Regions from separate parts of the Homo sapiens genome. Here region 1 is linked to region 2. The links are chromatin contacts, found by Hi-C or POLR2A ChIA-PET in ENCODE. All regions are on one chromosome and are shown on one strand. Each heading gives the region's core, a stretch centred on a gene start or an enhancer-like site at or near the end of the contact. The rest is flanking DNA. Distances are from core to core; before and after follow the strand shown.

Evidence for each region. Hi-C counts contacts between places; a loop is a spot of excess contacts on that map. ChIA-PET counts read pairs that join two places held with the same protein, here RNA polymerase II (POLR2A). Pooled maps may share reads with other maps.
Region 1: a loop to region 2 is called in a map with no recorded cell type, with 7 times the contacts of the local background. The contact joins the enhancer-like site here to the promoter of DDI1 in region 2. A Hi-C loop is called at or near these places in 1 of 168 maps with a recorded cell type or tissue (heart right ventricle), 1 of 37 single-sample maps with no recorded cell type and 1 of 50 pooled maps. POLR2A ChIA-PET finds 5 or more read pairs at or near these places in 3 of 52 experiments (PC-3, PC-9 and T-cell).

The regions. Positions count from the first base shown.
Region 1 is chr11:104,073,981-104,078,383 of GRCh38, reverse strand. All of the region lies in intron 1 of PDGFD (platelet derived growth factor D), which reads left to right. Among named protein-coding and RNA genes, the nearest start is that of DDI1, 40 kb to the right of the region's middle. Within about 2 kb of position 1,748, at least 2 of the 41 ENCODE cell types and tissues checked have a DNase peak (open chromatin) inside an H3K27ac peak, as active enhancers do.
Region 2 is chr11:104,034,997-104,039,425 of GRCh38, reverse strand. It overlaps DDI1 (DDI proteasomal shuttling factor 1), which reads right to left and starts at 2,786. Exons shown (of 1, transcript NM_001001711.3): 1 at 230-2,786. The coding sequence starts at 2,603. The coding sequence ends at 1,413. The region is part of intron 1 of PDGFD (platelet derived growth factor D); the gene reads left to right.

The DNA of each region.
Region 1 (4,403 bases), core at 499-2,998, 40 kb before region 2:
GGCTGGTTTCCTTAGACATAGTGTTGATGGGTGTATATAGAGACCCTGTCCAGCATGCCTCAAAAACAGTAGGGAAGCACTCATGGAAGATGTCCATGTAACCAGCCTGAGTTAATGCCGCTGTTGTATGGTGCACATGTGACATGCATTTAATGGAGAAGTTTCCCATTACACAACCCTTAACCCACCCAACAGCCATGGATCCAAAGAAGTGTTTTATGGACTGGCTGATGAGTGCAGACCTGTGGTCAATAGAGGACACTGAGAATGAGGCATTTGAGAGACAATGGCAAGGTCTGAGGTGCACAGTGGCAGATGCAAACCTACATCAAAGGCCGCTGAGGACCAGTGGCATAACCAGCATATTTCCTGTGCCCAGTGCTCTGAGACAAGAGCGGACTTGGGACATGTCTGGAGAGACCATAGGGCAGCATGGATCACGCCCTAGCTCACCTGCTGAGGTCTGTACATTTTCCCCTTCAGATGATTTTTTGAAGGAGAAGGGAAAGGGTGAAAAAAATAGCAACACAAAACTATTGTTGGAGAATCTGAAGTTTGAATTAATTGAATATTTACCTATAATAGATTGATTAGAACAAAATAACATTCTCACCCAAAACACTAAAATATGTTTAATTTACAAGATAGTTTTTTTTTTCTGTGCTATGCTTTGGGATGGAGGATCATGAGGAAATCTAGATCAGTTACAGAGAAGTAAAAATGCTACAATATTTTGCACAACTTTGCATACCTGAAGTAAAATTTTCTTCCTCTGTACATGTTTAATGCTAATTCTCTTTTGGACTTCTGTACAGGGATATTCTGCAGCCATATCAAAAACCTGCACTGAGCATTGAACTCATTTTCTTTTATGTACTTCACAAATCCCCATTTACCTCTCCCTGTCCCCACTTATCCTGCTGTTCTTTTTGAGGAGAGATGACACCACCAGTTGCCCAAGCCAATGTCCTTCTAACTCTTATTTCCTTAACTCCTAAACATCTTTCTCTTCCAGAATTTGCTCTCTATTTCTACTTACACTGCTGCCTTACATCCTTCCTTCTTCATCTCTACCCTGGTTGACCTTAGTATCTTCTTGACCTCCCTGTCTCCAGGCTTGTCACCAGTCATGTCGTCTACAGAGGTATTGTGAGTGCTTTTTCACATTGAGATCTACCCTTGTCTTTTTCCTTTCTTAAAAATTTTTCTCCAGCAATCCACTGTGTAGAGAATGCAGGTGACACTGAACAGTGTGTGGATTAGGGGAACCAAACCCTCGTGCACTCAGAAATCAATGTATAACTTTTGACTCCCCCAAAACTCAACTACTAGTAGCCTCCTATTGACTGGAATCCTTACTGATATTATAAACAGTCAATTAACACATATATTGTATGTTATATGTATTGTATATTGTATTTTTACTGTAAAGTCAGCTAGAGAAGAGAAAATGTTATTAAGAATTCCATAATGAAGAGAAAATATATTTACTATTGTTAAGTAGAAGTGGATCATAATAAAGGTCTTCATCCTCCTCATCCTCACGTTGAATATGCTGAGGAAGGAGAAGGAGAGAGAAGAAAGAGAAGGGCTTGGTCTTGCTGTCTTAAGGGTGGCAGAGACAGAGAAAATCCATGTGTAAGTGGACTGGTGTACTTCAAACCTATGTTGTTCAAGGGTCAATTGTAGTCCAAATACCTTAACATGTTTTAACTAGCCTTTCAGAACGAATGTGTCACAGTTACTGGATGTGAGCCTCCTTGGATTGATTTTTTTTTCAAAGCTTCCTGGGAGATTCAGGTATGATTCAAGGTTCAGAAAGCTGAGTTAGATAGGTCACAATAAGTTTATATTGTTTTTAAAAGATAAATTAGAACTGAAATTACAAAATTAGAAAATTCTCATGTGAAACTTGCAAACCCTGAGACCTGCCCCTGCAACAAGTGTAGAAACACTACTCTGTCCTCTAATGAAAGACATTTGAAGGTGCATAAACTAAAGAGTGATATGGTCACATTAGATAATAATAATACTACTAATAATAAACAACCCTGGGGACAGTTTTAATGGTAGATGCTGCATTAGTTCATTTCCATACTGCTATAAAGAACTGCCCAAGACTGGGTAATTTATAAAGGAAAGAGGTTTAATTAACTAACAGTTCAGCAAGGCTGGGGAGGCTTCAGGAAACATAATCATGGTGGAATGTGAGGGGGAAAAAAGGAACCTTCTTCACAAGGCAGCAGGAAGGAGAAGTGCTGAGCAATAGGGAAAGAGCCCCTTATAAATCTGTCAGATCTCTTGAGAATTCACTCACTATTATAAGAATAACATGGGAGGAACCAGCCCCATGATTCTGTTACCTCCACCTGGTCTCTTCCTTGACAGGTAGGGATTACAGAGATCATGGGTATTACAATTCAAGATGAGATTTGGGTGGAGACACAAAGCCTAACCGTATCAGATACATAGAGTGCAGAGCTAATAAGAGGAAGTTCCATTAAGAGGCCTTTGCAATAATTCCGGTGTTCAGCGCTACTTATATAAAGACAGATAAGGCCTGGGGAAATCATTCTGGAGCTTGTCTAGGAAAGGAGAGACAATCACAATACCTGGCAGTGAGCATGGGAGAGACAGATACCAGGGGTAATGGCAGCGCTGGTGAGAGAGACAGGTTGCAGATAACTAGGAGGTATCTACCAAGGTTATTAAGGTATAAAAATTAGCTGGGCGGCATGGTGGGTCACACCTGTAGTCCTAACTACTTGGGGTTGAGGTAGGAGGATTGCTTGATCCCAGGAGTTCAAGGTTGCAGTGAGCCATGATCATGCCACTGCACTCCAGTCTGGGTGACCGAGCAAGACCCCAACTCTAAAATAAACTTAAAAAATTTAAAAACTAGCAAAATTATGCCATCACCAAAGTACAGTCTCTATTAGCTAACAACTGATATGAAAGAGAAAATGTGTACCTCACACTTAGTGTAGATTTAAGAAAAAAAAAAAACACTGAGAAATTCAAATGGCAAATTCAAATATACTTCCTGTATTTTGCCAAAGGCTTCTGCTTATACAGCCAAATACAGCTAATGGTTCATTAAGGCAGTGAGGTTTGCAAATTCATCAATAACATGCTTCATTTAATTATTTGTGTGTGAGAAAAAAATAGCTAAGATATATGGACTCTTTTAAGAGAGCAAATTATAGTCCCCACCTGTGACCAGTGAACATTTGTATCTTAGCCTATTTTCAAGCTGCATTTTCATGTTATGGCATTACAGAATAATGACCCTGGATCATTAGGAAAAAGTTTGATGGCAGTCAGTATATGTTGCATATTGTAACACATTTCTCAGCTTTCTTACTTAGCAAAGCATTATTTTACTTCCTTTTAGTCTATGTATGGAACTGCTTTTGCTTAGTTGTTTATTTTAAATTATTTAGTTATTTATCTAATTAAATAATTTATAAACCTGTCACACAAAACAAAATCTAGTTTTACGGTGACTTTTGTTTCACCACATAATTTCCCCATCTACCTACTTGCTCCCTCCCAGGCAATCAGCACCTGAATTCTCATGCTCACAATTGCTTTCCTTTCCTTTTTGAAGAATTTTGTTGCAAACTGTGTGTATAAAATGGGTATCACACTGTGGATAATCTCTCTGGACTTACTTTTTCACTGAGTGTGATTTTGCTAAGATTCATCCATAGAGTTGCTGGTTGCAGTGTGTTCATATTGGCTGCTATGAATACACTGCATTATACTTTTCCACTCTGCTTTCATTGGTTGTGTGTGCCTGAGCCAGTACCACACTGCTTCCTAATGAGCCTTGATGCCTGCTTTTCTTCACAGATGTTTTTGGTTCCTATTCATTCATTTAAATTTGAAAATCACATTTTCTAGTTCCAATTTTAAAAAGCTCTGTTGGAAATAGCACAACATTTTAGATATCTTGGCACCCAGAAACATTTAAGATGTTCCAACTTAAAGAAAATTCTAGGCACTTGTATCACTTGCCCATTGCCACAATACTACTGCAAAACAAACTACCTCAAAGTGTATAGTGTAAAGGCTTAAAACAGCAACGATGTACTGTTCTCGCAAGTTCATGGGCCAGCTGGGTGCTTCTACTAATCTGTGCTGGCTTTACTGTTCTCAGCTGGCTCAGGCAAGTGTCTGTGGCCACTGGATGGGTTGCCTGGGATTGGTTGGTCTAGAATCTACTCATCCTGCATTACTCAGCTTATCGTCTAAGCAGACTATCCCCAGGCTTATTGTCATGGTGAAAAAAGAGGAAGTAGAAATGGGCAAGCATTTTTTCATGCCTCTGCTATATCAAGTTTGCCATTGCTCCACTGGCAAAGCAGAAGTCACTGGAAAATAGGTGTACTAAAAGAAAG
Region 2 (4,429 bases), core at 1,537-4,036:
GAGAGTTATTTTTTTCTGTATCCTTTGGGAATGCTTTATGTGGCTTTATATCTTGTCGGGAAAATAGAATAACTTAAAGGATATCCCAGATCCTTTAAGATAATGAGGTTTTAGTGCTTGAAAAGTGACCCCTCCCAGGAAAAAAAAAATTATTAGGTGAGGAATCTCAGTTGTAAAGTAGGTGAACTAATTTGTCTAAGTAATTAAGTGTAATCAAAACATACACATCTTGATTTTGAATCCGCTGTTTTAATACTAGTTTTGATAAATTATTGTCCTGAAACATTTCCCCTGCATCTGATGGCCTCAGGAAGCTGAAACTTTTCTCTCAGGTGCTTTAGCCATGGGTTGTAATTAAGTCTAGGATCTTCCATTACCCACTGTCAGTTGTAATAAACACTAACATTGTCAGAATGGATAATTCTGAATGAGGCCTTAGAGATCTTCTCATTCAAAAGTTTTCAAATGTTATTTTAACAGTGAAAACCTTTGTTCAAACAATACTGATGTAGCAGCAGCTTAATGTATAAAGCAGATTTTTACTTTGAAAAAGAGAGAGAGATGATCTAGTTGCAATGACTATTAGAGAACCTGGACCACTGCCTGTCCCCACCTCTCATTCCCACCACTGTACAACTTGACTCCCAAGAAGTACCATAATTTCTTTTTTAAAAAATCTAATTTATTGCCTTTGTTTTATAGCCAGAGTTTCTTTGAATGCAGGAGAAATAGAAAATTAATGTAGCATCCTTGGAGATAAATCCACTTTCTCAAATATGGCAAAAATAGTCTTTAGCTGTGGATTGCAGGGTGACTGCAGGGGATCCAGGGGAAGGGAAGGTGTAAATATGAGGAAATTGGTCTTTATGCTGCCCCAAACAGACATGTATAAGTATTAGTTAACATCATAGTGTAACTGACCTACCATTTCTAATACCCTTCCCAAAGAAAACAAAACCTGTGAAAATGGGCATATTTCTCTCAGTAGAAAGAATTATTAGTGCTGATGTGAAATAGTTTTATGTGGATGCCTTGTAAGGTCTGCAGCCATAGCATTTTTCCAGGGAATTCTGCAAAATAGCAATGATTTGGATAAGCCACCTGTAATCTGATAGGATAGTGTCTCTAAAGGAAGAAGCTGGTTTTCTTTTTCATGGATTATCTGGAAATCAGCTGGAGCCTCCAGAGCCTTCCCAGGATGCCTTTCAGTGATCTCTGGACAAGGGAAATGGAAGAGGGACCAAGACCAAGGAATCAGGATTGACGTTAGTTACCCATCTGAGAACGTAGTCCCAAGGCCAGGTTTAGTTGTTACTGATGTTTTTTAATGATTACATTGCCAGTAAGCTCTTAACTTATAATTGCCGGGGACCTGAGGCTCCCTCAAGGTGGTAACATATTTATAACGTGCTTTAATGCTCTTTTCGTCCTGAATCCATGACTGAATGTGTAATTTCCTTGTCCGAAGACTCATCTTGCCCACTTACCATCCTAGAGCATAAGGGCAACTCTCCCTCAGGAAGAAAATAAGTCTGCGTGCCAGTGGTGCCGATGACCAGCACATTTTTCTTCAAATCGATGGAACATTGATGTCTCCGGAGCATATCTAGGCCTAGAAGCATATCCATGGGTTGATCCTCAAGTATGGAGAAAGAGCACTGTAAGAAATCACCTTCAATTTGAATCTGAGCTAGATGAACACGGCCAATAATTCTCTGTGTGCCCACTCCTTTAGCAACCCCAGCCCACCGTCGGTCCACCAGCCTCATGATGTTACATCGCTCGGCACAAGCCTGGCTCATAATGGTCATCTGGGCGCCCGAGTCAACAAAAGCCTTCAAAGGATGCCCATTCACTTTGCAGTTAATGTAGAGCATCGTCACTTGTCCAAAACTCTCGGGGGCCTCTTCTATCGCTATATTCATGTTTTCTTCAATGTTTTGCTGCCGGATTTCCTCTTCTATTTTGGCCTGAGCTTCCCGATCCAGTGGGTCGGCTGTGTAGAGACGAAGCCTCTCTTGCTCTCTCAAGGCCTTTTCCCTTTGCTGCTCCATCAGCACCTGAGAAAAGGTCTCAAGGCTTCCGCTGAGCAGGGCTTCCGCCAAGGGAGGGTTGCGTTCCTTGAGCAGGGACAGATCGTGGGGGTTGGAGAGCAGCATGCTGCGGATCAGGGCGGGGCTGCCCAGACCTTGCAGGCCGGCCACCTTCTCTCCTGACGCCAAGCCCTGTGACCGCTGGGCAGCGGGTGTGCGCTGCTGCTGCTGTCCAGGGTGCTGTGGACGGGAGCTGGACGTCCCAGGCACCGCAATGCCACTGAAGTCTACACGAGGCTGGTTCGGGGCACGCCCTGGAGCCCGAGGTCCCACATTGTCCTTCTGCAGTAAAACCACGATATCGCCATCTTTGAGGCCGTAGGAGCCCAGGGAACAGTGGTCCTCGATGAGGAGTCGCTCCATGTGGATGATCTGGATCTCTTCGACGGGGACTCTGGACTCCGCTTCGCAGAGGACCTTGAAGTTTCGGAGCTCAAAGTCGGGGCTGACCTGGAGAGAGAAGGTGACCTCGGAGAGGTCCCTCCGCACGCAGTACACGGTGATCAGCATGGCGGGGGCCCGGGCGGGCCGGGCTAGCAGAGGGCATGGGCGGCTCACTGGCGGGCTGGGGCGGGCCTGCGTCGTTGGTGCCGCTGCTCCTCAGGACTTGGTAGGTAGGGACCGTCCGGGCTCATTCACCTCTCAGAGAGGCGCGGACACTCATCTGTCTGGGGGCTGTCTCCCAGCCTCAGTGCCTGCTGTGTGGCCAGGTGGAGCCTTGAGGTAGCACGTTGTGTTCCAAAGTCCATTTCTAAGTGTGCTGTTTGGAACCTAGAATGCCTACTCCCATGGATACACGATGGCTCAAAGCTGTCAGGTTTCAAGGCCAGCCCTTCAAAGCCTATTTAACACATGATATGAAAGAAATGATTTCAACACATTTTTTTTTGAGACAGGATCTTATCCTGTCACCCAGGCTGGAGTACAGTGGCATAATCACAGCTCACTGTAGCCTCGACCTCGTAGGCTCAAGCAGTCCTCCTCTCTCAGCCTCCTGAAAAGCTGGAACTACAGGCACAGTCTACCATGCCCGGCTAATTGTTGTATTTTTTTTTAATAGATTTGGGGTCTCACTGTGTTGTCCGGGCTGGCCTCCAACTCCTGGGCTCAAGCAATCCCCCACACTTCGGCCTCCCAAAGTGCTGGAATTACAGGTGTGAGCCACCATGCCTAGTTTTTCAACACTTTCTAAACAGCATATTATCATTTGTTTTGTTCATTTTAGAGTTGTATTCTTTGTACTTTTGTTTTTTCCCCAAACAGTAAGGATTTGTTTCTTACATGGCAAGTACCATTCTATGTGCATAGTAGGAAAGTCAGATTTGGAGCCTGCCCTTGAGGAGCTCACATTTCTGGAAAGGGATAGACAGGTGAATGGGTAATCACAATACTAAAGGCAAAATCTTTTACAAAGACATGTTCAGGGTACTGCCTTTAGTATCACCAACAGAACAGAGGATATTTTCCTAAGGAGGAGACAAGCTGGATGTTGAAGGATGAGCATCTTCCAGGTGCAAAGTGGTCTCACTCCAAAGGAAAGCAGTTTCATGTTACAAAAGCAGGAATTTATGGCAAGGGCTGTTATTTCTAGAGAAAGATGAGACATTTTGTGCAATAAAAAAATTGTACATGACTTTGAATACCAGGATATGAAGCTGGAAAAAAATTAGTTGAGCCAATTGATGAAGTCATATGTGAATCTACGGAGTTTAAATATTAAATATTATCAATTAGCAAGAATTCCTCCTCCAAAAAAAAAAAAAAAAAAAAAGAAAAAGAAGTAAGGAAGGAAAGGAAAGGGAAAAGATTTGAAGCAGGTGTTTGTGATTTTTTTTTTTAAATTGACTTAAGGAAGAGGCTTCTTGCAACACATGGAGGACATAATGTGGCAGGAGGGCCAGTCAGGAGGCTTTTCCAGTGGTTCAAAGAGGGAGCTGTTGCTAGAGTGTGGAAAGTCAGGAGGCCCAAAGCCAAAGCAGTAGAGAATAAACATGTTTCTTGAGTAAAATGGACAGAGTGTGCATACCCCTTGGAGGTGGGGAGTGTAAAAAAGTGGAATGTGTGGATAACACAGAGGGTCTCTAAAATGGGATATAGGGTAGATGGGCCATTGCCTTGAAGGGGAATGAATGAATGAGTGAGATGAACCTTTGAGGTGACCCATTTGACATCAGTTCTGTAGGAAAATTCATTAAGGATGCCACCCTAGAGGCCAATATGCCTCTCTCTGACATTTGGGCACAGCCACCTTCTCCCTACTCTCCCCCACCCCCACTTACACACACACACATACAAGGCTGTCATGGTGAAAAGTCCTTCAAGGCAAATGATGATTG